2 separate regions of the Homo sapiens genome follow, and region 1 is linked to region 2. The links are chromatin loops, found by intact Hi-C in ENCODE. Cell type or tissue: MCF 10A. All regions are shown on one strand.

The links. Hi-C counts contacts between places; a loop is a spot of excess contacts. Peaks named below come from ENCODE experiments on the same cell type or tissue, not always from the same donor. Only the 100,000 strongest peaks of a DNase experiment are listed, where the experiment ranks them.
Region 1: it touches region 2 in a loop (6-fold over the local background); 1 of 110 quality-filtered maps calls a loop at or near these places.

The regions. Positions count from the first base shown.
Region 1 is chr4:188,123,917-188,131,916 of GRCh38, forward strand. It overlaps LOC107986337 (a long non-coding RNA gene), which reads right to left and starts at 3,646. Exons shown (of 3, transcript XR_001741958.2): 1 at 3,187-3,646; 2 at 2,512-2,643. RefSeq lists an enhancer at 2,897-4,096. In MCF 10A, no CTCF peak of the experiment used is centred here; a DNase peak (open chromatin) is centred at 3,745.
Region 2 is chr4:188,011,937-188,019,936 of GRCh38, forward strand. No RefSeq gene overlaps it. Among named protein-coding and RNA genes, the nearest start is that of ZFP42, 20 kb to the left of the region's middle. In MCF 10A, no CTCF peak of the experiment used is centred here; DNase peaks (open chromatin) are centred at 815 and 3,285.

The DNA.
Region 1 (8,000 bases), 110 kb after region 2:
AAAAGGCACTAGCCTTCTAGGGAATCACTGTCATTGGGTTGGACATTTCAGCTGGGCGTGAACTCTAAGGCAGCAGATACCCAGGGTGCTTCTCCTCAGCACCCACCACGGAACTGACCTCCCACCACATGATGCTGATGCTTCCCTTCCTATGTGATTTTTTGGTATTTCTTTTGCAGCCTGCTTGAAGTGACATAATGACCAGATACGTTTGTGAGGATGCTGACTGGGATTTGGTCAGAGGCCCCGGTAGGCCCACTGAATTCTTACCGTACATCAGTGACCTCATAACCTTTCAAGCTTTCTATTCATGAAGCTCAAAACACCCCTCTCAGTAACATACACACATCACTTGATAGATTTTGCATTTTCTTGGCTCTTAATATACTCAAATGCCTTTTTCATTTAAATCTAGAGTTTGATCTGGATGAAATAATGCATTTTTCCATATATAGGCATTTCTGCTACGTGCAATGTATTTTCCTAACAAACAAACAAAAAGACACCCCACTCTGCCAGATAATGTATTAAAATAATAGTGCTTCCGTAAGAGTTAGAGTGGAACACTCAATCCCTATACAACTCAAACCAGATGCTTACAAAATGTTAACAGCCCTTAAAAAAAGGCCACATATAGAGTCGAGGACACATAAACTTCTAACAACGACAAAAACAAAAATACAGGGTAACTATTGAATCTGCTTTTTTTGGAAGTGAAAGTTATTTGATAAGAAATTTGGGAAAGGGTTGAGGCTGCCGAGTTAGGGTGGCCAGGACAAGAGGCACATAGGAACAGCAAAATCAGCATCTCTATGACAGAGTATCTGGTCAAACTGAGCCAAGAAGAGTGTGGTGTGGATGGCTGTCGTGATCTCATCATAGCAGAGAGATCACCCCACTGAGGGCTTGCTGCCTTGGCTGCGTTAGTGTTCTCTGCCTTCGACTGCTCTTACTTACAACCAAACTTCAGTGTGCCAGGGAAAGGACATGTTTGAATCAACATGATTTTCTTGTCATACTAAAACAAGTCCTTTACTTTGCATTATAGAAACATGTTATTTTTAGCCCTACAGTTGATTTCTAATCCTCGTAGGACAATTCCCAAGGATGTTTAAGATCTATTTGAACTTTGAGTTTCACCTGCCTTCTATAATCATGACAGTGGAGACTCCCCATTCTACATATTCTTTCTGGACAGTTACCTGTGATCTAGTCTTCAGCTACCTTCTGTATGCCAGAACTTCATCTCTAGTTTAGGTCCCTCTGTTCGTCTTCAGGCTCATAAGGATGTACATATTGATCACTGGAGCTCTCTATCCAGATATTGTGCAGGACACCTCAAAGTCAAGGTGTCCAAGATGAAACATGTACATATATATACACCATTCTCTCCCCGTGTCAAAGGCAACCACATCCACTCAGTTTTTCAGGAATGCCAGTATTGTCTAGGAAAGACTATCTGCGTCATATTTCTATAGTTAATTACTAAGTTTTAGCTATCTAAGACTTTTTTTTTTTTTGAGATAGAGTCTCACTCTGTCGCCCACGCTGGAGTGCAATGGCATGATCTCGGCTCACTGCAACCTCTGCTTCCTGGGTTCAAGCGATTCTCCTGCCTCAGCCTCCTGAGTAGCTGGGACTACAGGTGTGTGCCACCACGCCTGGCTCATTTTTGTATTTTTAGTAGAGACAGGGTTTCAACATATTGCCCAGGATGGTCTTGATCTCCTGACCTTGTGATTCGCCTGCCTCAGCCTCCCAAAGTGCTGGGATTACAGGTGTCAGCCACCGTGCCCTGCATGTCTAAGACTTTATACAACATTAAAGTCCACTTATCTCTATCCCACTGCCACTACCCCAGCCCAGCTTCTAGCTGAGAACTGCAACCAAATATCAAGTTTTGTGACAGTGTAAACTATTTTGATCCCAACCTGAAGCCAGTCAAAATAAATAAATAAATAAATAAAAAATAATCTTTCTCTGCCAATCTCTTGTTTACCACTTTGGTGGATATATATTTACTTTGGAATTAAGTACACATTTTTTAGATGTGCAAGGCCCTGCCTATTTTCTCCCAAATAACTTTTGCTGATGAGGAGCTTGACTTACTCCTCCTTCCAGTCCTTTCTACGTAATAATGGTGCCCTCTGAGCCTTCTTGTTCCTTCAAACCCTATTAGGATGGAAGAAGTGACGCTTGAGTAGAATCCTTAACTATTTCTTTGAAACTGTTTCTGGCTTTGGTGCTTTGTGTACTCACTACAGCCATTTTACCATAGTTTCTAGATCATGACTGTCCAGTGACTTTTCTGACTCTTCCATGAGGATAGTTTCCTTGAGGCAAGAACTCGCTATATTTTCTGGCCTTTATATAGTTTGGGTGCTCACATTTGGCCAAATTGGTGTTTACACTGTGGTGAGGAGAAGCTGCAGCCTGTGACCCTGGACTCACTGAAGACTCCTCGTTAATCAAGCGGCCATCCTTATTCGGAAGAGCCCCAAGCATACTCACCTGTTCATTTTTCTCTGCCGAGGCAGTTGTCCGCTTGTGAGACCATTGCCTTGTGTAGAGAATTCCGGATTTCTTGGGCCTCATTCTGAAAAGGATAACGATTATCCTCTCTTGGAGGTTGCTATGCTAGAGCTATAAAGTCAAAAGTAAGCATAAATTTAGGCGTGAATTAGAATGTGGAAATTAGCATTACTGTCAGTCAAAACGGGGCTTTTGGGGCTCCTGAGTCTCCGTTGTTGACAGGTCAGGGATAGAAAATGAATGAGCTAGTAGGAATTGTTTTGAAGACCCCACGTCTTCAAAGACGGAAAGAATGATCAAGAATGAACCCCTGAAATTTTCTTTTTTTCTTTTTTCTTTTTTTTTGAGACAGAGTTTCATTCTTGTTGCCCAGGCTGGAGTGCAGTGGCACAATCTCAGCTCACTACAACCTCTGCCTACCGGATTCAAGCGATTCTCCTGCCTCAGCCTCCCGAGTAGCTGGGATTACAGGCATGTGCCACCACGCCAGGCTAATTTTGTATTTTTAGTAGAGACGGGGTTTCTCCATGTTGGTCAGGCTGGTCTCGAACTCCCAACTTCAGGTGATCTGCCCACCTCGGCCTCCCAAAGTGCTGGGACTATGGGCGTAAGCCACTGCTCCCAGCCTGAAATTTTCAGAGTAGACAATCTTACCTTGAAGATGACTTTTGCCTTCCCAGTGATGAATTTTGAGAGAGACTTGTGTTGCTGAGACAGAACACGAGTCTCACACAGGAGCATCAACTCTGTCAACACAAGCCTTCAGGCTTTTTGGGTGCATCTCACATATGCTATTCTTGAAATCCATTACATGACATCTCAGATGCTTTGCCATCTCAGCCATCATCCCCTACTGCACAGCAAACCTTGGAGCCATAACCAGATGTTCCTTTCCATCTCCCTAGAGGCACTCACAGCAAGGCCTGCGTGCACCTGCAATTACAAGTGGTTTGATCAAATGATGCGAATGGATAGAACAAGTCAGCTCTTTCTTGAAATCTGGTAGATCCAAGCTAGCCTTCATACTTTGCAGGGAGGAAGAGAAGGATTAAGGAGAGAAAAATCAATAAAAACCTCTCATCTTGACCTGATTTTTTTGCAGCAACAGGAATTTGTCTTTAATGTCAGCTCACGATCACATGCCTTCATCTTCTGAGTCACACTCTGACTGAGTCACACTTGCCATTCTTAGCCTGTATAGAAGTTGTCTGGGACTTTCCTCCCTCCACCCTACACCTCCCTCAGAATGTTACTGTCTACCCACACTCATCTGGGAACTCTCATTTGGAATGAGGGGAGGGAGGCACAGTTTTGCTAAGAGGCAGAATAAAAGCATGCCCCGGGTGCCAGCCTCCAGCTGCCTGGGAACCCAGTCTTTGTGAGGTGGTTTTATTTGTGAAAGTCGTGATTCTTAACTTCTTAACTTCATTGCATGTTAGAATCACCTGAAAAGTGACAACAATTCTGATTCTTTTTTTGTTTTTTTTAGACGGAGTCTCGCTCCGCTGCCCAGGCTGGAGTGCAGTGGCGTGATCTCAGCTCACTGCAACTTCTGCCTCCCAGGTTCAAGTGATTCTCCTGCCTCAGCCTCCCGAGTAGCTGGGATTACAGGCATGTGCCACCACACCCAGCTACCTTTTGTATTTTTTAGTGAAGACTGGGTTTATCCATGTTGATCAGGCTGGTCTCGAACACCTGACCTCAGGTGGTCTGCCTGCCTCGACCTCCCAAAATGCCCAGATTACAGGCGTGAGCCACGGTGCCTGGCCTTGCTGGCTCCTTTTGAAAGCCCTGTCATAAACTTACCTAGAAGTAAGCGCTCTCTTCTCTGGCCTTACCAACTGCGGCTACAAGTAATCAATGAGCATGGGAGGAGTGTCCCCAGGCAGCATCTGGCACCAATTATTATTGGATAGTTCAGGGGCCAGGGGAACCTCAGCCCATCCACTGCCAGGGACGGACTTGACAGGATCCTTGCCCAGCAAGCCTCCTTTTGGTCACAAAACTCAAGGAGTCTGGTTGCCAGCCAAACTCCTTGAGTTCTGCATTTGTGGCTCATTCAGTTCTGTGGAAATGGCAGCATGGCTCTGTGGTTGATAGCCTGGACTCTGAAATAAGGCCACCTCTGGGCCGGGCGCAGTGGCTCACGCCTGTAATCCCAGCACTTTGGGAGGCTAAGGTGGGTGGATCACAAGGTCAGGAGTTTGAGACCAGCCTGACCAACATGGAGAAACTCCGTCTCTATTAAAAACAAAAAAAATCAGCCAGGCGTGGTGGTGGGCACCTGTAATCCCAGCTACTCAGGAGGCTGAGGCAGGAGAATCGCTGGAACCTGGGAGGCAGAGGTTACAGTTAGCAGAGGTCGAGCCACTGCACTCCAGCCTGGGCAACAAAGGGAGACCCCATCTCAAAAAAAAAAAAAAAAAAAAAAAAAAAGGCCACCTCTGTGAATCTAAGAGAACTCACATAACTAGAGTTTGTTTTCTCATCTGTAAATGGGGCAGGAACTCATGTCCACCTCACAGGGTCACATGTTGAAAGTGTTCAGAATGGTGTCTGGCAAGAATTGGGTGCCATTAGAACAACTAGTCTCGTTTCTTTCCGTTAAAGATCCTATTTTTTGCAGGGGGGTGAGAGGTAGAGTCTTATGGATAAATGTTAAGATTTCTGGGCCGGGCGCGGTGGCTCACACTTGTAATCCCAGCGCTTTGGGAGGCCAAGACGGGTGAATCACAAGGTCAGGAGTTCAAGACCAGCCTGGCCAAGATGGTGAAACCCCGTCTCTACTAAAAATACAAAAATTAGCCGGGCATGGTGGTGGGCACCTGTCATCCCAGCTACTCGGGAGGCTGAGGCAGGGAATTGCTTGAATCTGGGAAGAGGAAGTTGCAGTGAGCCGAGATTGCGCCACTGCACTCCAGCCTGGGCGACAGAGAGAGAGTGCCTCAAAAAAAAAAAAAAAAAAAAGATTTCCCTAAGAAAAGCAAAAAGTGGACTTTCTCATTAAGGAAGTGGTGTGCACTTATAGTCCCAGCTACTTGGGAAGCTGAGGCAGGAGGATCACTTGAGCCCAGGAGTTCAAGGCCAGCCTGGGCAGCATAGCAAGACTCTGTCTCTACAGAAACAAACAAACAAACAAACAAACAAAAAAAACAGATGAGGAAACAACGTGTATATACTTAAGCATCTGTTTCCCTATAAAATACTAGTTTAATGTGGGATGATTATTTATTTCCTAATATACTGGGTGTATTACACCACCTAGAACTTAAAAGGTTTTTAATAATTCCTGCAGAATTAAGTGATAGAAGCAAGCACAGAACAAGTGACCTTTGATCTCAAGAGTTTTTCTAAATTAATCTGCTATTATTCTTTACCAATATTAAATCCTATACACATGGTAGTAATTCAAATTATTTATCTCTAATAATCTCAAACCCCAGAATCTGCATTAGAATGAGGGAAGAAGTTAAACTATAACTCCTTTTTTTTGAGACGGTGTCTCACTCTTGTCGCCCAGGCTGGAGTGCAATGGCATGATCTCGGCTCACTGCAACCTCTGCCCCCTGGGCTCAAGTGATTCTCCTGCCTCAGTCTCCCAAGTAGCTGGGATTACAGATGCCTGCCACCATGCCCGGCTAATTTTTCTATTTTTAGTAGAGATGGGGTTTCACCATGTTGGCCAGGCTGGTCTTGAACTCCTGACCTCAGGTGATCCACCCACCTTAGCCTCCCAAAGTGTTGGGATTACAGGCGTGAGCCACCGCGCCTGGCCTTAGACTATAACTCCTAAATGTCAACCAAGTGTTTAAATTCTTATTTGTCTTATTTGTTTGAACTGCTTTTCAAAGTTTCCTGCCCAGGCTCCCCAACTTACACAATTTCTTTTTGACTTCTCCCCCATTTTTTTAAATCTCTTTAAGAGACAAGTACATAAAGCACCCAGCAGAAAGCCTGAAACAAGGAAATTTTCTTCATTTAACATTTATTAAAGCAAGGGGATGAACAATATAGCCTTTATTCTCCAGAAACAAACAAAGCACCTCCCCCTAAATCCTCAGGGAAGCTACGCAGATGGAAGCTCTAGAGAGCACCTCCCAGTGTCCAAGCTGGGCAACTGGTTGAGAGTGGCTGGGTTCCACACACCAGGAAACCTGTGCAGTTACAGTGCCCGGAACCTTCCCCACAGATATGGCCCCATGTCTTGCTGTGTAATGTTAAAGGCGAATATTGTCAAGCTGAATTGTGTCTTTAAATATTTCAGAGATAACAAGAGTGTTGCGATTTTTGTTTGTTTGTTTGTAATATTTTGACTCACCGTCAATCAGATTACACATTTTATTTCTGAAATATTCAGTGAGTTTTCTCACTCCTAAATAGTAGCTTATCTCTTCAGTTGAAATACGTGTTAGTCCGTAAAGGTCCAGATCGAATACCATTTCTCCCGGAAGTTTTTTCTAATTGTTCCAGCAAGAATGTCATGTTCCCGCCACTAAAATGCCAAAGCAGTTAATTAATTTAAATTCTACCACTCTCAGGGCACACGTCTTTTCATTTCGTAGATTTTTCTTCTTCTTTTGCACGTATATCTTCTGCTCCCAAAGAAGAGAAATAATTTTTAGTCACTTTCAGCACTGAGCTCATTGCTCTCTATATAATAGAGGCGCAATATCTAATCGTTAAATAAATAAAAGCTGCCATTGAAGTTGCAAACTATTAAAAAATTTTATTATATCACAGCTGAAACCAATCTTCAGAGACAATTTTATCCTTAAAGCTGAGGAAAATTGCTTCATTAATTGGCTTACTCCAAGTCACACCTCACATTTCTTAGCTCCTACTCTATTCTCCAATATTTCTTTACTGAAAAAACTGCTGACAAATTATTTAGAAGGTATATGTGTGTGTGTGTGTCTGTGTGTGTATTTGGAGACAGGGTCTTGCTCTGTCACCCAGGGTGGAATGAAGTGACAATCATAGCTCACTGCAGCCTTGAATTCCTGAGCTCAAGAGATCCTCATACCTCAGCCTCCCAAGTAGCTGGGACTATAGGCACACATCACCACTCCTAGCTAAATATATATATATATATATATATATATTTATATTTAGAGACAGGGTTTCTCTATGTTGCCCAGGCTGGTCTCAAACCCTTGGTTTCAAACTGTTCCCCCACTCTTCGTTTTATTTTTTAATTTTAATTTTTTTATTTTTTTTGAGATGGAGTCTCACTCTTGTCGCCCAGGCTGGAGTGTAATGGCACGATTCCGCCTCCTGGGTTCAAGCGATTCTCCTGCCTCAGACTCCCAAGTAGCTGGGATTACAGATGCTCACCACCACGCCTGGCTAATTTAAAAATTATTTTTGGTAGAGGCGGGGTTTCTCCACGTTGGCCAGGCTGGTTTCGAACTCCTGACCTCAAGTGATCCCCCAAGTGATCCGCCCACCTTGGCCTCCCAAAGTGCTAG
Region 2 (8,000 bases):
ATGGTAGTGATATTTTTGTAGAGGGGAAAGCTTTATGGAGTATGTGTATGTACTCAATAGGTCTTACACTTAGGCAGATTAAAGATGCCTGCAAATTCTGGCCGGGGGCGGTGGCTCACGCCTGTAATCCCAGCACTTTGGGAGGCTGAGGCAGGGGGATCACAAGGTCAGGAGATCGAGACCATCCTGGTTAACACAGTGAAACCCCGTCTCTACTAAAAATACAAAAAATTAGCCGGGCGTGGTGGTGGGCGCCTGTAGTCCCAGCTACTCGGGAGACTGAGGCAGGAGAATGGCGGGAACCCGGGAGGCGGAGCTTGCAGGGAGCCGAGATCGCGCCACCGCACTCCAGCCTGGGCGACAGAGCGAGACTCCGTCTCAAAAAAAAAAAAAAAAAAAAAAATGCCTGCAAATTCTTTGCTACTTCTCCCAGTGAGAGTAGGGGTCTATTTCCTTCCCCTTGAGTTTGGGCTGGTCTGTGACTGCTTTGATCAGTACAGTACAGTATAATGTAAATGGTGCTGCAATGGTTATGCCAATTCCAGGCTTAGTTTGTAAGAGGCCTTGCTGTCTTGGAAACCTACTGCTAGTTTGCTGCTGCCTTGGAAACCAACTGCCGTTTAAGAAGCATGACTACCCCAAGACCACCCTCCTGGGCACAATCCAAGCCAGCCACAGGCAGAGGCCCTGTAGGATAAGAAATCATGTGGAGAGAGAAGCTAAGGAGCAATGAGGTGCTGGGCTTGCAAGTGAAGAAGGCGACTGGAAAAGCCATCTAGCCTGGATCACCCCAGGTGACGCCACAGGAGTTGGTCCCTTTCCAAGTTTCTAACCCACAAAATGATGCACAGTACAAAAAGATTGCCTTAAGCCGCTTAATTTCGGGTTAGTTTGTTATGCAGCAATGAATTACATACACCCCACTTCAGGCTTGTTTTTGAATTTTATGGTCCCTGCTTTACATGTGTGTGTATACGTGCATACATATATATACGTATAGAGAGATTGTCATATGACTATATACATACGTACATATATACATATAGAAATAGATAAGATTTTGTCGTATATCTAGTTAGTGCCCAAGTTCAAAAGGAAGTCTTTATATTTCTAGGTTTATATACTAGATTTATTTTCAGCCATATGACAATGAAATAGTGAGTTCCCTCTTCCTTAAACATTAAAGACTGATTCTATTTGGTGGGGTATCTAAGGAAACTGCAGCTGCCTTTAGTTTACTAAAACTCAGTCTCTAAAGATTGGTGGAGGGAGAATCTCCACTTGGGAGGAACAGTTTTTCTTCACGGAACCAGTTCTGAGGCTGGGCCTGGTGGCTCATGCCTGTAATCCCAGCTCTTTGGGAGGCCAAGATGGGAGGATTGCTTGAGGCCAGGAGTTTGAGACCAACCTGGACAAAACAGCAAGACCCCGTCTCTACAAAAAAAATTAAAAATTAGCCAGGCATAGTCCCAGCTACTCAGGAGGCTAAGGCGGGAGGACTGTGCAAACTCAGAAGTTCGAGGCGGCACTGAGCTATGATCACACCACTGCAGGCCAGCCTGGATGACAGAGCCGGACCCTGTCTCAAGAACCGGTCCTGCCACCTGGGTGGGTCACCTTCTTGGAGGAATATCATTAATTGCTGTCACCACAAGCACTGTCCTTAAAGGGCCATGCTGCACTTCACACTCTGACCCAAGCCTGAGCACCTAGCTCTTTCTTTATTTCTTAGTAAAACTGAGATGAGGTTGGAACATGTAAAGGCCTCTATTAACGGCAAGAAAATAATACCGCTTGGATTCTCAGGCCACAGGCTTAAGAGAGGTGCACCTGTTTCAAGATCTAGAGTTAAGAGGCTCCAATGGTTCATTTCTATCTGAGACCTGGTTTAGGTTTCTGGCTGGGATCTACCTTACTCAGTATTCTACCTTACCCGGTATGTCTCACTGACCTCTTCATGAAAGTTTATCTCCACGCATTGTGTGACTTCACATTTCACTTAACACGCTAACAACGTAAACGGCTCAACAGCCCCAAAACGTAGATAAGAAATGAATACATTCTTTATGAACTTTTTCTGTAAATCTGCTGGCGGGATTAAAGTATTAGATAGAGTATTTAACTAGAAGACCCCTCTAAAGTTACCCAAGATGGGAATAGAGAATGAACAAGAGAGAGAACTTTGCCCCTGGCAAGGGGCAGTTTTGCAGGCTTTGTAACCCATCGTAAAGGGTTAGAACTTTGCCTTGTAGTCAATAAAGGAAGCATAGAAGGGATTAATAAGCAAGTAAGTGACATGATCAAATTCACTCTTTAGAAAATTCATTTAGGGTGCAGAGTTAAAGATGGATTGGGAGAAGGAAAAGATGAAGCTGTTGCCATAATCTAGAGGTGAGGTGACATGTCTTTCTGGACTTAGTTTCCAGCACAGGCACAGAGCACAGTAAGTGATTATAGATGTTTGAATATATGCTTGACTAGACAAAGCTAAAAGGATTTCCAAGCAGTAGTAAACATAGAAAAGTGACAGATGCACTAAACTTAAAGTCAGTGACACACAACAATCAAAAGGTAAATACACCCATTTAAAATGGGCATAGGGCTTGAGTAGACATTTCACCAAAGAAGACAGAAAAACAACCAATAAGCACGTGAAAAGATACTCAACATTATTCATCACTAGGGAAATGCAAATCAAAACCACCCTCAGATACCATTTCACACTCTCAAGGCTGCCTATAATCAAAACAAGAAGTATTAGCCAGATGTGGAGAAATTTGAGCCTTCATTCGCTGCTGGTGAGAACGTAAAACAGTTTAATAGTTCCTTAGAATATTAAGCATCGTTACATAAACCAGCAGTTTCACTCCCAGGTGTATACCAAAGAGAAATGAAAAAAATCTGTCCACATAAAAACTTATATATGAATGATCATAATAGCATAATACATAATAGCCAGAAAGAAGAAAAAATCCAACTGCTCGCCAACTAATGAATAAACAAAATGTAGTGTGTCCATACAATGAAAATTTCAGCCATAAGAAGGTAGCACTAATACGTGTGATAACCTGGATAAGCCTTGAAGACATGCTAAGTGAGAGAAGCCAGACACAAAAGTACCCATATTGTAAAGTAGCATTTATGTGAAATGTTCAGAACAGACAGACCCAAAGGAACTCAAACCCAAAGAGTTCCCCAAAGAGGTTAGCAGTTGCCGGGGCGAGGGCGTGGAGGCGGTAGGGAGTGGCCGCTCATGGTACTTTTTGTGGCATGTTAAGAATGTGCTGAAATTAGGTAGTGTCAGTGATTGCAGAACTCTGGGAATGCAGTAAAAACCGCTGAGTTGTATACTTTGAAAGGGCCAATTTTATGACATGGGAATTGTATCTCAATAAAGCTGTTATTTAAAAAAACCATTTATGCAAACTTTTATAGACTTCTTAACTATTTTACAGTCACTTTCATCAGAAGTAATAACGCAAAAATTCAAACACCCAGGAGGTTACACATTCTGTGTTAAGAACACAGACTTTGAAATCAAGCAGACTGAGTGGAAACCCAGTTCCATCCCGTAGAAACTGTGTGACGTTGGACAAATGACGTAACTTCTCTGAACCTTTAATCATCTCTAAAATGTAAATAATACCTATCAGACATGTTATAAAGGTGAAATGAGACAACAGAGAAAAAAGTCCTAAGCTAAAGTACGGACATGAATTATTATCCAGGGTATTGTTATTCTTTACTGTGCCAAGACAATGACCCAGCCCCCTGAAGGTATTACAGTTTTATAGCACATTCTAGGTGGTTGACATAAATTGCCATGTTTATGTTTCCTTAGTGAGCACATATATTAACGTTTGAAAAGTATGTTGAGGCCAAGCACAGTGGCTCAAACCTATAATCCCAACACTTTGGGAGGCGGAGGCAGGAGCATGGCTTGAAGCCAGGAGTTCAAGACCAGCCTGGGCAATATAACAACACCCCGGTTCTACAAAAATAAAAAAAGTAGCCGGGTATGGGGGCACACGCTTGTAGTCCCAGCTACTTCGGAGGCTGGTAGAAGGATCTCTTTAGCCCAGGAATTTGTGGCTATGGTGAGCTTTGATTGTGCCACTGCCATCCCTGCCTGGGCAACAGAGTGAGCCCTATCTCTTAAAAAACAGGTGGGGCGCGGTGCCTCATGCCTGTAATCCCAGCACTTTTGGAGGCCGAGGTGGGCGGATCACGAGGTCAAGAGTTCGAGACCAGCCTGACCAACATGGTGAAACCCCATCTCTAATAAAAATACAAAAATTAGCTGGGCATGGTGGTGGGCACCTGTAATCCCAGCTACTCAGGAGGCTGAGGCAGGAGAATCGCTTGAACCCGGGAGGTGGAGGTTACAGTGAGCAGAGATCATGCCATTGCACTCCAGCCTGGGCGACAGAGCGAGACTGTCTCAAAAAAAAAAAAAAAAAAAAAGAAAAAGAAAAGAAAGGAAAGGAAGGAAGGAAGGAAGAGTGCAGATGCTGGGAGGCGCCTTGCACTAAGGCGGCTTTCATACTGTGCGTAGGAGCTTCGGTTTCTCACATTTAGAACCTAAAGCCATTGAAGGTAGAGCTCTAATATTTTGTATTATTTTTTAAATTGCTCATAAGAACTGAGCTCATTTTCAAGAAATACCTCAACCTATAAAGCATAAATAAAAGGCATAAGCACCAAAAATTCACGAGCTCTAAGGAACCATTCTGGTGAATGCATTCTTCAAAAAAGTAGTGCGTTTAATCAGAGGAGCAGTAAGTTCAGGTTTGCATGCTGTATCTGACACCTTTGTGTGGCCCGTGGATATAAGCAGATGTGAAGCAGAAAAGAGGGAAAGACTGGAGAATTGTTGGTTTGGAAATAAGAAATATGGAAAGCCTGGAAAAAGCACAGTTGTCGGGATAAGGAGGAGAGAGGAGGAAGGACATGTTTGGGTTAAGTGATCAAGCTGGGGCCGTACGCGGAGTGAGGGAGGGAGGAGGAGGAGCAGACAGGCAGGAGGATCCTGAGGTATTCAGCTTGCTGGAGTGAATGGATTGAGATGCGGTTGAAGGAGATGGGAACTGGGAATGCAGGAAGAGAAGCCAGAAGGGGAGACTGCATGACAGTTCGGCTGAAGATAAGAATTATTCTGAAATGGCAGTTGTGCATGTTGGAAAAATAAATCACCATGGAAATGAGCCTGATCAAATTTGACTAGGGAAACTGAGAGTTGTACAGAACTCTCATTCCAAAATGTTATCAAGTCCTTAAGATAATTTAACTCTGTGTTGCAAAATAGGTAGACATAAACAGAGAGGAAAACAGTATTTTCATACAGAACAATGAAGAGGAAGTACTAGATTTAATTGGACACACGCTTCTCACATTTAAAGATGGGGAGGAGATAATGGTGTCCCTTTGTGTCCTTCCCAAAGAAATATGGGGAACTGATAATGCCTCACATAAGTCTTAAAGGAAGAAAATGTAGAGCATGCACTTTTGCAGATCACTCTCTCATTAACAAACAAGCTCAGAAGAAATGTGGTCTCAATGAAATGCTTCCTTTCTTGGAGCTTAAATACGGTCAAATCTAAATATCTAAGAAATCAGGAAGTTTGACATCTTTAACCACTAAAGATTAAGACAAATTTTTTACATGTAAAGTTTTATCTGGATATAGGGACTTCCTGATCAAGGAAATAGTTGAAAGGAATAAAAAAAAACAACTGAGTCACAGAACATTCCATCAATGAATTATTGTCCAGGTTTGTTCAGAAGTGGTGACACTAATATTATTTTGCTCAAAGTAAATAAACTGCATTGCTGACTACATAAAGAGAGAGAAGTTGTACCTTTTTGCTTACCTCTGTTTTCCCGATGCCTAGTGTAAGTTGTCTAGCACGTAGTAAGCAGACAGAAACTAACTACATATGTGGAATGAATGTACGTGGGAAAGATCAATTCTGAAACGTGTATAGACGAGAAGTAACAAATATTCTTAAAATAGTACAAGAACTCATCATTCATTCATCAAATTCGTTTTAATATAAATTCTTTATTGAAATATTAGAGACAGAAAATAAGTCATAAATGCTCTTATATTCCCCTTACCTGCTTCCAAACTTTACCTTCCCTACCGCAAAAGATAATCTTTCTACTAACCTCTAACGCCATATTTGCTGTTGATGGCATCTGAGAAGTCTCCAGTTTTCAGCTATTACTAACAGTGCTGTGATGAATATTTTGTTTTTTTGGTTTTATTTTGTTTTAGAGGAGGGGTCTCACTGTCACTCAGACTTGGATGCAGTGGCATGATTATGGCTCACGGAAGCCTGGATCTCCTGGGCTTAAGTGATCCTCCCACTTTAGCCGCCCAAGTAGCTGGTACTACAAGCACACACCACCACACCCAGCTAATTTGAAAAAATTTTTTAGAGATGGGGTCTCTCTCGCCATGTTGCCCAGGCACATCCTGAATTCCTGAGCTCAAATGATCATCCTGCCTCAGCCTCAAAACGTGCTGGGATCACAGGTGTGAGTCACCATGCCCAGCCTCTTCTGTATATAACTAGAATTGCCCGTTCTTTGGATGTATATATGATCAGCTTTAAAGGATATTTTTGAACAGTTTTCCAAAGCAAGAGAGGAAATTCCTCTAAAGCATTTTCTTAAGTGATGAATAGGAGCTTTCTAATGCATTCTTTGCCGTTTTCACAGTGTGGACATTGACATTCATGGTGCAAAAGCAATGATGGATAAACCAGTTGGTGCCTTAGAACGAATCAAGCCAGTGGCACCAAACTGTCTTAGTAGTCATTACATACTAGTAGTCACTGCCATGTATCAAAGCAAACAAGAGCCAGTTTTATTTTTTGAATGTCTTGATGATGTCGGTTTAAAAATAAATAAATAGAAATTTTAAAACTTGAAATGTTTTAATGAAGCACTAAAAAGAGTCAGTTTTACTACATCTCAGCCCTTGAGTTCACATTATTATGAAGTATTTTTTAATATTTTCTCTGGTGAAACGGACATACGCATAAAGCGTATCTGTTGCATGCCCAAGTACCCAAGTACAACAAATGTATCAAAGAATAGAATCTATGAAATTGGTGGACTTGAGAGCTGACTTAGCTGATTTTTTTCATGGAACATAAATTTTACTCGAAAGAATGACGAAGATGCTGGGTATGGTTATTCAGATTGGGGTGTCTCTCAAAAATATACAGACATACTCTTAGAAACAAGTGAAATGGGCCTGTGATCTCAAAGAAAAAACTGTTTTTGGTCAGGGATAGAATTTGAGTTTTCACAAGAAAACTAGAAATTTTAAAAATTTTAAAAACTTGAATCTATCACTGTGAACTTCGCAGCTTGCCCGTACTTTAAAATTTTCTGATAAGATTATCATGTTGTTTTATGAATATAATTTTTCAACATTATCTACTGAAATATGTCAACATTTGGAAGATCTGAATAACTCAGTGAACCAATATTTTCAATGTATCATATTACAAAATTATACATGAGGAGAGATCCATTAAAAGTGCAAGAGATAGGCCAGGTGTGGTGGCTCACACCTGTAATCCCAGCACTTTAGGAGGCCGAGGTGGTTGGATCATGAGGTGAATAGATCGAGACCATCCTGGCTAACACGGTGAAAACCCATCTCTACTAAAAATATAAAAAATTAGTCAGGCGTGGTGGCGAGCGCCTGTAGTCCCAGTTACTCAGGAGGCTGAGGCAGGAGAATCGCTTGAACCCAGGAGGTGGAGGTTGTGGTGAGCCGAGTTCATGCCACTGCACTCTAGCCTGGCAACAGAGCGAGACTCCATCTCAAAAAAAAAAAGACCTACACCTGTAAAGGTTTGGTGTAGATTCAAAGAGTATCCACAGGTATCTGAAACAGCTATTAAAATACTGTATGAGGCTGGCTTTTCTTCATATACTTCACTCAGTCAACATATCAAAACGGATTGAATACAGAAGCAGAT